Regions from separate parts of the Homo sapiens genome. Here regions 2 and 3 are each linked to region 1. The links are chromatin contacts, found by Hi-C or POLR2A ChIA-PET in ENCODE. All regions are on one chromosome and are shown on one strand. The core of a region is the stretch at or near the end of the contact, and the rest is flanking DNA. Distances in the headings are between cores, read along the strand shown. Region 1 overlaps STARD13 (StAR related lipid transfer domain containing 13). Region 2 overlaps STARD13 (StAR related lipid transfer domain containing 13). Region 3 overlaps KL (klotho).

Region 1 (3,824 bases), core at 940-3,439:
GCAGCCATCCTGCAACAGCTATTCAACTTTCCACTTGTGGAGTGAAAGCATGAAGTTTAATTCCACCAGATGACTAATGTCCTAATAACTTTGGTAATATGCCACCCTTATAAACTGCCTGCATTCTCCAGCAGGATCCCAAGGAAGCAGAGATAAATACATATATTTAGGGAAAATTGACCTTTAAAAGTCAAGGTTCCATGGGCCAATTCCCAAGTCATAAAGAGCTCATGTGAAAAGTAACCTTTAGTTTGCCATCAAAACTGGTTTCATAAAGAAAGCGTTTTAAATATACATTTGGGAGTTTCACAATAGGTTCCTTTTACACTGCTGATCTGTGACATGAGACAAGGCTTGCCAAGATTTTCAATAAAAAAGGATATATTGATCTAATTACCTTCTATTCAGGTTCTTTAGCACCCTCAATTTCTGTTCTGGCTGATGCAACACTGCATCTCTACTGTGCAAACTTTCTATCATTGGTTGAGCATCCCCTTCCAAACCCCAAGAACAGGGGTCTGGAACTCAACCCTTACATCAATCAGAAGAAATATTTCCTTGGCAGACACAGAATCAACAAGATTTTCTGGACCTCCAGGGCAGTGCCAAGGTTTCTGAGCATAGTAATAGCTATGAGCATCTGAAGTTATACAGATGAGTTCTGAAGTCAAACCTACTCCAGTCTTGAGAGTTACACACACTTTCCCAGGGGAGAAAAACAAAATCAGAAGAAAAGCCAGTCAGATCCATTTGCATAATTTGGCAGAAAGTGCAACCGGACAAACAGCAGCTTTTCTGGGCCGTCTGCTCTGAGGAAATGAATAATATTTATGGCCTAATAAACTGTGTGCTCCACAAGGAGAGGGGCAATCAGAGAGCCCAGGCAGAGCTGTAGGCTGGGTGAAAAGACACAGGAAGTCGGGCATCGACACAGAAAACTCAGATGTCACTGAGGGAAACAAGAGCCGGCTTAGTGTTCCCCGTGGAGGCTGGACTTTGGTGGGAGACACCAGGAGAAGTGCTCACATCTACAGTTCGCGTCCTGCCTTTGGAACAGAACATCATAAACCCTAGAGTCAGGCTCACCTGAGAACCACAAAGTCTCTGGAAGGATGGGGAGCCATGCTGTTCAGCACATACTGGTAGATCTCTGTTTGCCTGTCTAGAGTTTCCACAACCTTCCACTGCACAAAGTCCTCGTCCCACAGGTGGCGCTCTCTCAGCACGCGGTTCAGGACCACTGAGGGGGGTGCTTCCACCTCCACAGAAGCCTTCCACAGCTTCAGCGGGTTCCCGTCGCCCACCTTGGGAAAGACAACGTCAGAAGCTGAAGAGGTTGTCTGGGATATGGGTCCAACATTTTTTGTTTGGGCTTTTAGTTTTGCTATCATACCTTGCTGGGTGTTCAAAAACCATCACTGATTATGTAAATTGAGAGTGATACTACATACCTCAGCTGTAACATTTTAGTCCTTAAGCTTAAAAGAATAATAATGATGATAAAAATAATAATCACCAACACACCTAGTGGTTACTGTGTGCCAGGAACTATTCTAAGCCATTTGGTTTGTAAATTAGCCTTCCTCCGACAGTGGTACTCTTACAATGTCCATTTTGCAAATGGGAAAACTGAGGCACAGAGAGGTGTGTGACTTGCCCAACATCACACAGCTACGGGGGAGAGACAGGACCGGGATCCAGCTGTCCGGCTCCATAGTTTACTCTCTGATTATAGGCAACAGATCTCTGGACTGAGTTCTTTGAATGGTTCATGTGCCTTAACTGTCCGCGTGTGTGCCAAGCCCTGTGGACACAGCAGCTGTTTTCAATGCAAAAACAAATGTCTGATTGTTAGCTGTGGCTTTCTGGGGGTGATCTTTTTCCATCCTCTGAGATTACCTTTTTGAAAGCAAGATCTGTATTGTCCGTGCTGGAGCACGTGACCCATCCTTTGAACTTCTCCTTGGCTTCTTTCTGGAGGCCCTGGATGAGATGGTTCAGGTAAGTGTGGAAAGTTGCCCCACTCTCCTCCAGCTGTGTCCCCAATTCTTCCAGGGTTGGCACGTGGATCTCAGCCTCCACATACGAGTTACGAGACTGGGCCACCAACTCGTGTGGAACCTAGACCAACGGATGCATGAAAGGGCAACACACTGAGCCAAAGAAACGCCGAGACTCAAAGAAAGCAAAGCCATTTCACCCACAACCCGGCTCTGAGCCACGGGCCGAGGGCCACACGGCCAGAGATGTTTTTCTAAGATCATTGCCAAGGCCGGGAGGGGCCTTCCTAAAGTCAGGAAATACAAACATGTTTCTGAGGCTGTATTTATTATTCAAAACATTGCAATGACTTCCCCTTTATTATTTTCACTTCCCTTTTATTTTACCTTTACTGTCTTTTTATTCAGTTTGGCAAAATATGGGCTCAGACAACTTTACCCACTATGAATAAGACTTAAAACAGACAGACTTGTGAAGGGAAACATCAAACATGACTTGGGAATAGCTTTACTTTTTTAGCACACTTTTCCCATTGACAAATGCCAATTCTATCACAAAAGTATGCCACAAGTCTGGTTCACTTACTTCTTTTACATATCTGTGGCTGTATTCATAAGCTGTCATTGGTTCTTAGCAACAAAGATTCCTCAGTATCATACACACACTCACACAGATGTTTAACCTAATCAAGCTCCAAGGTAAAATCAAATAGAACATAATTGGCTGACTGGCCTTGAACCTGATAATGGCAGGTGATGCACTGTTTGCATAAAAACCATCAGTATGGTAATCCCAAGTGTCTTTATCAAAGCCTCAATTGTATAGCTAGCTCCTCAGCTTTCTTGGAAGCAAACACCAGAGCTATAACATATACTATTGTCATAAAATCAGGAACAAACAGATAGAAACCATAAATGTAGCAACAATCCCAAGCGTCTTATCTAGTTCCAAGAGCTACTAGGGAGGCGGAGGTTCGAGCCTTTTGCTCACCTCAAAAAGTCTGTCGCATTCCATGATCATGTGCGCTAGCCCCTGAGCTGCTGCCAGATTCTCGTTGAGGTCCTTTTGATCTGGCTTCCCAGTGGCATATTTCTTCTGTATGACTCTGTAATTGAACGTGAGTGTGCTAAGCAGATCCCACACCAACGAGCTTGTCACAATACCAAACTCATCCCTTTTGTTTTCTGTTTATACCCAGATGCTATCCAGATCCCAGGCTTTTGCGTTTCCAAATAAAAACAATGATCACATATCTTAGATATCTGAATCAGGCTAACAGTCTGACAGTTCACAAGGAAAAATCTTGGAAAACTAAAGGGCAGGAAGAACAGCAGGGGACAAAATTAATCTGTTTTTCCAAAGTTTGAAACCCCTTAACTGCAAGCTCCTGTGCTTTGGTCTTAAATATAGCCTTTTAAAAATTGTAAAATACTACTTTGTGTATGTTTTCCTCCTCACTCACACAGACAACATAAAACTCAAGCTTTCTGGATCACAGCTGGCATTCTTCAATGCTAGCTCAATAATTCTATGAATCTGAGCCCCGTGAATTAGGGTGTCTCACAAGATTTTCTGATTATGAAAAGAGTGTTGACAAATCCTGAAGTTGAAATGTAGCATGAGACACATTTTATCTATCTATAATCTATTATCTATCTCTATTATCTACCTATCAATCATCTATTTATCTCTCTTTATCATCTACCATCTATTTATCATCTATCTATTTAGCTGTCATCTATCATCTATGTATCAACTATCTATCAATCTATCATCTACCTATCGTTGATCTATCTACCTACCTATCTATCTATAATCTGTCT
Region 2 (3,824 bases), core at 558-3,057, 120 kb after region 1:
TCAACCATATGTGGATTTAAACAGATACCTAATTTGTTCCAGAACTACTTTCCATATCAATACCTTGAAAATACTTTGTAAGTTAAATCTAAAAGGAGGCATGGAAACTTCCTCTACAAATAGTGAAGCTAGTCCAATTCTTAGGGAAAAGAGACAGTCATTAACTCTATATTTAGAGCTAGGCATTCCATTCCCCCAAACTACTCTCTCATCAGCCTAATTGCTTGAAATTCCTGTTCTTGTTTAACACTAGGGCAAAGCATTTCATTTTAAATTTGAGATAAGGTTTATACTCCAAATACCCTGAAAAAGGTAATTTAGGGTATTAGGACCACTTTAACTTGGACATGACTATGGAGGGGGTACAACAGGGAGGCAAGATGCTGGATGCAAACCTAGATACCAAAGACAAAATGAGGCACACTTCCCTCACTCCCATTTTTTCCTAGGACAAGCACCATAAGGAGTATCAGTTAATTGAAAAAGTCTTTACTAGATGCCAGGAGCTGTGTCAGGTACTGAGGTTAAAGTGATGAGGAGAATACTGCAAAGCACAACACCATCCTGACAACATGTGAGAAGCTCAAAGCCCATCAGAAGAAAGAGACAGGCCCTTTACAAATGAACATAATGATAGATTGAATGTGCGATCGTAAAACGAAACAACGCAGAGCAGTTTTTAACAGTTGCGTGGTGGGGGAAGGGAGATGCAAATAAAAAAGAACATTTGACTTGGATTTGTAAGGACATGAAGAATTTTGCCAGGTGGGGAAGTGGTGGAAGGGAGGAGTTATTTCAGGCAAAGGCAACATAAAAGCATGGCACAGAAGCATGAAGAGTACATGGAGTGCTCATGGAAAATCACTGAAGGCTGGGAGGGAGCCCCAGTGGATTCTGGTGGATTGCAGCCTCTGGCGAAGGCTGAGGTTGCCTCTGGACCACATTACTCCCCCATGTATTTCTTTATAGAGACATATTATTTTCAACTCTTTTGAGAAGAAACATTCATACTGATTGTTTCTTATTTAAACTATGAATCTATTAAAATATCAGGCATTCTTCATAAAAATCATTGATAAAAAATGAATTAAGAGTACAGTTCATTTACAGTGTTTTTTTTTTGGAAGTTAAAATTGAGCTCCTGTTATAAAACAGAGACTGTGTGGACTCCTTAGTGAAAGAAACTCAGTTCAGAGGACAACAGGCGACAGTGGACAACCTGGTCATATTCTGTGGTTAGTCAACCAAGAGTTTGATTCCACCAGTATCCCTATCTTCCTTGCTTCCAAGCATACTATTTATCTTTAAATTAAATACTAAATGAATAACATGTTTGTGATTGCTAATTCGGACATGGGTCACACCACAGTTTTACACCTTCGAATACAAGATTTCTGCAGTTCCACTACATGTCCACTAGAGGCCTGTGAAGAGCTTTTTTCCCCCATCACGTAGAGTCTGATAACCAAAAAGGCCAGAATTAAAACAAATAAGAAATATTGATTAGACACGAGTAAGACAAGGATCTAATTGGTACGTAACCTCACAGTAAGTATCATAATTGTGGATAAAATAATCAAAATGCAACATTGTTTCAAAACTCCAAGATACCAAATTGCAAAACTTATGAAACTACTCATATGTAACCACAAAAGCAAAGTTAAAAGAAGTAGGGCTTTGAAGACTTCAGCAACCATTCCAAAAGGCCAGCAGACTCTGGCAGGCTTTGACTAGGTGGAAGACTGCACCAAGTGGTGAAGCAGCCTGAATAAAAATTGCCAGCAGCCTGTATGGGCTTCTAGATCTTCAAATGCATACTCAATCTAAAAGGCATGCAACCAACGGAGGGAAAACTCCTTGGTGGGAAAGTAAACAATGCAGTGATTTAAGGCAGATGGGCTGAAAAGGGACTTCCTAAATAGCGACTCCATGGAAGTAAACAGGGGAAGACAGTTGAGATACGGCCAGGACACTGAGATGACACAGACCAAAACCGACCCTATGGTGAAGACTGTGGAAACTCTCAACTTAAGAGGAAAGAGGGCAACTTAAAGCAAAACACTTAACATATTCGATTTGCCAGGACAACCGCAAGACTGCGTGAGCACTGGAAAAATTACCAGAAGGACAAGATGCCCTGTAACATCCCTTTATCTCTTGTCGAACTCAAAACAGACTTTCATTCATTTCATGGTCTGCTTGAACAAACACAAACAAAGACGAAAAATACTAAAAGTCACATCACCCGTGCCAGGCATGGACACGCGAGTGCACGCGTGCACACACACCACACACACACACTACTTCTAGTCTATTTACAGAAATGGCCTGTTTTTCACTAGCTTTGGTTAATTAGCAATCAGAAGAGAGTTGTATGGGGTTGGAAGAAAGAACCCTTTGTTTGGAAAACCTGTGAAAATATTCCCTCAGAAGCTTGTAACTTTCCCTACGCATCACCCTGGCCCTGAGGACAAGCCCCTGTGCCAGAAGCCTCAGTGAGGCACACAGAGCTCACATTCAAAGGCAGCTCTCTTTGTTGTCCCCCAGGAGTTAAACCTTAATGGGTTCACAATTTGCAGGCTTTTTTGGAGAGTGGCTTAGTGGTGGTTGCCTGCTGCCAGAAATGGAGCAGAGACAAACCCTAGTGAATCCCACAGCTGTTGTGGCTGCTCCATTGGAGAGAAGAGCAGTTGCCTGAGGCATTTCAAAGACAAGCAAGAACACAGGGAGACATTATGAGGCCTGGAAGCGAATTTGCAATTATTGGGAGCAGATGGTCAGTCCACATGGGGAAGAAGGAGATTGTAGCCATCGTTCTCCAGTGAAGACCATGGCAAATGGTAATTCACTGAGTCTTATGTCCCCAGATAAATCTTGTATTGGAAAAGTATTCAGCTGCAACATAAGATCATCATCTGCAGCTAGTTAGTTTTACTGTCACGCTCTTGACTTCTAAACCTAAACAGCCACAACTTGGACAGGAAAAAGCCAGTACATGCACATCCTACCTTGGTTAGAAAGAAGAAGAGGCGTGGCTGCTCTGGTAGAAATAGGGAGAATACTCATCCTGGCACCCTGGGTTTCCTGGAGGCAGCCTGCCTGAACACTGCCTCCAACATTACTTTGCCCAGCCCTTTATTTCAGAAAAATCTTCATTTTAAACAAACATTCATGAATGCTGGGATACTGCTGAATGATTTTGAGAGTGGAGCTTTCATAATCTTCTTTTGTAAGCTATATCCACTTTTTTTCATCACCCTTTCCGGTCAAGGGCTGCTTTCTGATGCACAAGAATTCTCTTTTGCTGAAATCTCAGCCTATTTCCTGTTATCCTCATGTTGATTCATCTGAGAATCACATTATCTCTTCTAAAACACTGTTTACTTAGTCCATTATGACACGTAAGGTCGGTCTTTACTCATTTTATGTTTGAATGATTAATTTGTTCAGTTTATGCAAAGTACTCTTAAGTACCCCTGATGTGCAAAGTGCCAGCGAGGCACTGAGGAGGATGGAAGAACCATAACTGCAAGATGCTAAGAACCTGGTGAAGGAAGCAGAAACACTTGGGAAAGAACTCTAATACCTGTGAAGTGCCAAGATACGGGCATAGTCAGAATGTTGTGGGCATATAAAGAAGAGAGAAAATAATACTTATTTCCAACTGGAGAGATTGGGACACTAGCTTAGAAGGAGATAGAGTTTAAGTTGGGCTATATATAGGATGACCTACCATCCCAGTTTTAAAACTTAAAGTCCTGCATCTCAGGACACTCCTCAGTTGGCTGAGTGAGTGATAAAGGACAGTTGTAACTTCAAGTTTA
Region 3 (3,824 bases), core at 839-3,338, 77 kb before region 1:
AAACATGATAGAGAATCACTAACACATTGAAAAAATCACATATAGAATATTCTGCACGCTTAATAATGAGGTCATTATTTATTCAAGGGAAAATTAAAAGCTGTTTAGAAAAGGGAAATGTTATAGTGCCCTATTTGGCTCTAAAATGAACATTTATATAGGAATCTTCATGTAAATACTAACAATGATTTAAATAAGAACAGACATTTCGGAAAATAAGGGAAGAAAATGGGGCATGTAAAAGAGCTAACTCCTCATTATCCTAATGAATTATTAAATTTCACAATAGCATAGTATTTAGAAATATGATAGTTATTACGAGAAGAAAGAGCTAAAAGGTTGCCAGTGGGGAGCAGGAGTGAGGGTTAGAGACGGGATTGGGGGAGATGCTTACTGTTTTCATGATAAGCCTTTGGTACTATTTGATTTTAAACTATATAAATGCATTTATTAATTTAAAGTAATTTAAAAAACCCATACCACTGGATAATGCTTGATAATTTCTAGAGTCCTTTTTTTTTGTATTTTGGGGCAGGTAAATTCATTGAGAGACCCAGAGAGTTTAGCTGACTTTCCTGTGGGTACCAAGGGTCAGAGCTGGGGTCAAAACTCAGGTTTTCTGAACCCCTATTCCCAGTGTACATTCCATGACTCCAGGCTGCCTCCCGCATTGCACAGGTTACATCTAGGGGTGTGCTAGCAAATGCCTAGACCATCCTCGTCCACATCAGCATCTGAAATGGACAAGAATGTTAGTCATGACTTGCCACTAACGTCTTTAACCTTAATTGACATCTGAGAGTGTCATCATTACATCATTACAAAAACACTAACCCAGATACATCTGTTCCCATTACTATTTCTGCGTAATTCCCCCAGACTTAATTGCTTTAAATAACCATTTTATTTGGTTTACAAACTTATGGGTCAGGATTAGGGGAGGGCTCACCCACGCAGTTTTTCTCTGGTCCGCAGTCATCTGAAGCTTGAACGGGGTGGGGCATGCAAGACGGCTCACACATGTGATCCGCGGTTGAGCCTGGCTGTGGACCAGAGCATCTCTGTTGGCCTCGCTTACACAAGTGGTCTCAGATTAGTAGCCTCTGTACATGGAAACTAGCTTCCCTCCCGGCAAGCATCCCAAGAGAACTAGGAGGAAGTGGTATGGACTTCTTTTCTTCTTCTTCTTCTTCTTTTCACTTATTCTTGATATCATGTAGCTTCATTTCTATCAGAGCAGTCACATGCCCACAGATTCAAGGGGGAGGGTCCACAGATCCGCCAATGGGAGGAACAGCCAGGTTATATCGTAAAAGATCATGGGGCATGGGAGATACCCATCTATTTTCTGTAAAAAATACATTTTGCCACAGCATCACTGGCTTTCCAGCTCACAGTGATCTGCCTGGAATGCCTTTTTCCGTCTCTCCAGGATCTACATCTTTCAATATAAGGTTTAGAAACTACCTCCTACAGGAAGACTTCCTTGATTTCCCTCAGCAAGAAAGAATCTTTCCTTCCTCTGAATCGCCATTGCATTAAAAAAAAAATCCATCTTCTGGCGTTTTCACTTTCAGACTTATACTGTAATTATTCTATGTACCTATGTTTGACCCCTCACGATGCCCAGCATAATAATTTGTCTATTGAGTAAATATTTGCTTAATGAAATAATCATTACATGATAACTCAAATAGCAGTCCTGAAAAAGTGCATTTCAATTCAGATCTCTCTTTTTTCTTCCTTCACAATTCTCATTTCCGAAAAATGAAAGAAGCCAGAGGATCCTTTATGAGGAGTTACAGTATAACTTATGCGTGGCTGTTTCCTGTGTTTACTGCTACTCAGTGAGAAATACGGGAGATGGGAGAGTGAAAAACCATGTCATTTACAATTTGATTAAAAAGCTTTTTATCTTTTCCTTTCACGTTTAAGCCTTGCCGTTTTAAAAATTTCCCTTTCGTCACAGGGGATCAAGCAGCAGTTAACGCTGCAGTTCCCTGTTCTGGAAACACTCTCAAAGGTGTTTCAACACATTTTGTCTCAACTCTGACTCCTGCCCCGCTGCCCCACGCCATCCAGCCACACTGAAGGTCTTGCATTTGTGCCTTGGGGCATTATTTTTTTTTACTCTTCTCCCTGCCTGGAAGGTTCTTCCCAACCTGCCCTACCGCCATAGCCACAGAACCAACCCTTCACTTTCCTTAAGTCTATGGTCACAAGCTCCTTCTCAAAGGAGGCACACCTCTAACCACCCCCATTTGGTGACTTCCTGTCTCCTGGAGGCCCCCGGAACTAGTCTTCTCTACTTCCAGCAACCCACTTTACGAGCAGCGGAGAAGACTGACTACTTCTGGGGGCCTCGAGGAGACAGGAAGTCACCAAATTTACAGGTGCTGTGGATGAAACTGTGTGATAATGAATTTATTGGGCTTGTTTTTTTAGCTTCTGAATAGAAGAACCAATAAGATCATTTTTTTAAAAAAGATAAAAACAGACAAACACAAACCCTCTAGTATAAAAGCATTTTTTTTTAAAAAAGATGAACACACACCCTCAGATTGCCTTCTTTTGAAAAGGCAATCTGAGATTCCTTATGAAATCCCCAGACAGAAGCTGTTTCTTTGAATTTAATATGCTGTACACTGTAGAGCCAAGAGGCTTATAGAGTGTTAATTAACACCCCTTGTCAAACATTTGTAAATGAATCTGGCTAAAGCTCAAGGAAACCAGGTTTTTCTGTGTGATAAAATATAATCTTTGGAGATTATTTATGATCACAAAGGGAGACTGTACAGAAAATTTTCCTAGACTTGGAAATGAGGCAGGATTATTGGTGTCCATCTGGACTGAGGCCTCAGGCAGGCCTGCCTAGTTAATCCCATTCTCCTATCCTCATTCTCTGGGGGTGAAGAAGGCAGTGCACCTTTGTTCAATTTGCTGCTTACCATGGATTAGGGCATTTTAAATTCTGTAAGGGTAGTTTTTAACTTGTAGAAAACTGATAGCGATGGGAAGGATTCTTGCCTAATAGGGACACAAACGGATTTTGTTCTGTAGAGATGTAAATGAAAAGATGAAAATCACAACACATTTAATGAAAGGAAAATAAAGACTCTTGTGAGTGCCACCAAAAAAAAAAATAAATAAAATGTATCTCCTCTCCGTGGCACCCCAGGCCTTCCTTACCTCACTCTATTTCTTCATAGCACTTATTGCCTTAGAACATTCTTTATAATTTACATTTATTATGTTTGTTGTTGGTTGTCGCTCCTCCTGCTAAAATGGAATCTCCGTGAGGGCACGGGTTTTTCTTTGATTTGTTCCCTGTTGTGCCCCAAAGTGCTAGAATCATGCCAGGCACACAATAGATGCTCAATAAATACTTCTGGAATGAAAATCCCCCTCCACTTAGACCAGTGAGTTCCAAACTTTTTTGATCTTGACCCATAGTAAGAAAGGCATTTTCCATGTTGAATATACACCATTGAAACAAAATTTTCACAGAAAAAACTTACCATTATTACAGGCAGTGCACTGTGATATTTCCTAATCTCTTCTATTTTGATTTTCAAAATTGCTGAGGCTACTCATAGGTTGATTTCACAAGTGGAGTTTGTGTTATGAAAAACTTTGACTTAACACCATGTCGAAACTGCTACCACAAAAAGGCAAATGCGAAAGAAGGGGGAAAGAGCAGGCCGATGACTTTCCGCTATCCACCACTCCATAAAGCATATTTCATTTTCCTGTAATTGTATCCTGTTCAATGATGTAGAAATCCTCACACACTCACATGCCACTTTTTCTTTGGGTGAAAAGCG

The links. A loop is a pair of places that touch in the nucleus more often than their neighbours do. ChIA-PET counts read pairs that join two places held with the same protein, here RNA polymerase II (POLR2A). Pooled maps may share reads with other maps.
Region 2: a pooled map shows a loop between it and region 1 (4-fold over the local background). The contact joins two enhancer-like sites. A Hi-C loop is called at or near these places in 2 of 168 maps with a recorded cell type or tissue (Caco-2 and PC-3) and 2 of 50 pooled maps.
Region 3: a map with no recorded cell type shows a loop between it and region 1 (4-fold over the local background). The contact joins two enhancer-like sites. A Hi-C loop is called at or near these places in 2 of 168 maps with a recorded cell type or tissue (prostate gland and sigmoid colon), 4 of 37 single-sample maps with no recorded cell type and 3 of 50 pooled maps. POLR2A ChIA-PET finds 5 or more read pairs at or near these places in 1 of 52 experiments (H1).

The regions. Positions count from the first base shown.
Region 1 is chr13:33,108,787-33,112,610 of GRCh38, forward strand. STARD13 (StAR related lipid transfer domain containing 13) reads right to left here. Exons shown (of 14, transcript NM_178006.4): 10 at 2,992-3,106; 11 at 1,900-2,121; 12 at 1,087-1,304. Among named protein-coding and RNA genes, the nearest start is that of KL, 94 kb to the left of the region's middle. RefSeq lists enhancers at 794-853, 954-1,043. Within about 2 kb of position 2,190, at least 19 of the 41 ENCODE cell types and tissues checked have a DNase peak (open chromatin) inside an H3K27ac peak, as active enhancers do.
Region 2 is chr13:33,227,329-33,231,152 of GRCh38, forward strand. The region is part of intron 1 of STARD13 (StAR related lipid transfer domain containing 13); the gene reads right to left. Among named protein-coding and RNA genes, the nearest start is that of STARD13-AS, 48 kb to the right of the region's middle. Within about 2 kb of position 1,808, at least 15 of the 41 ENCODE cell types and tissues checked have a DNase peak (open chromatin) inside an H3K27ac peak, as active enhancers do.
Region 3 is chr13:33,031,409-33,035,232 of GRCh38, forward strand. The region is part of intron 1 of KL (klotho); the gene reads left to right. Among named protein-coding and RNA genes, the nearest start is that of KL, 17 kb to the left of the region's middle. Within about 2 kb of position 2,089, at least 4 of the 41 ENCODE cell types and tissues checked have a DNase peak (open chromatin) inside an H3K27ac peak, as active enhancers do.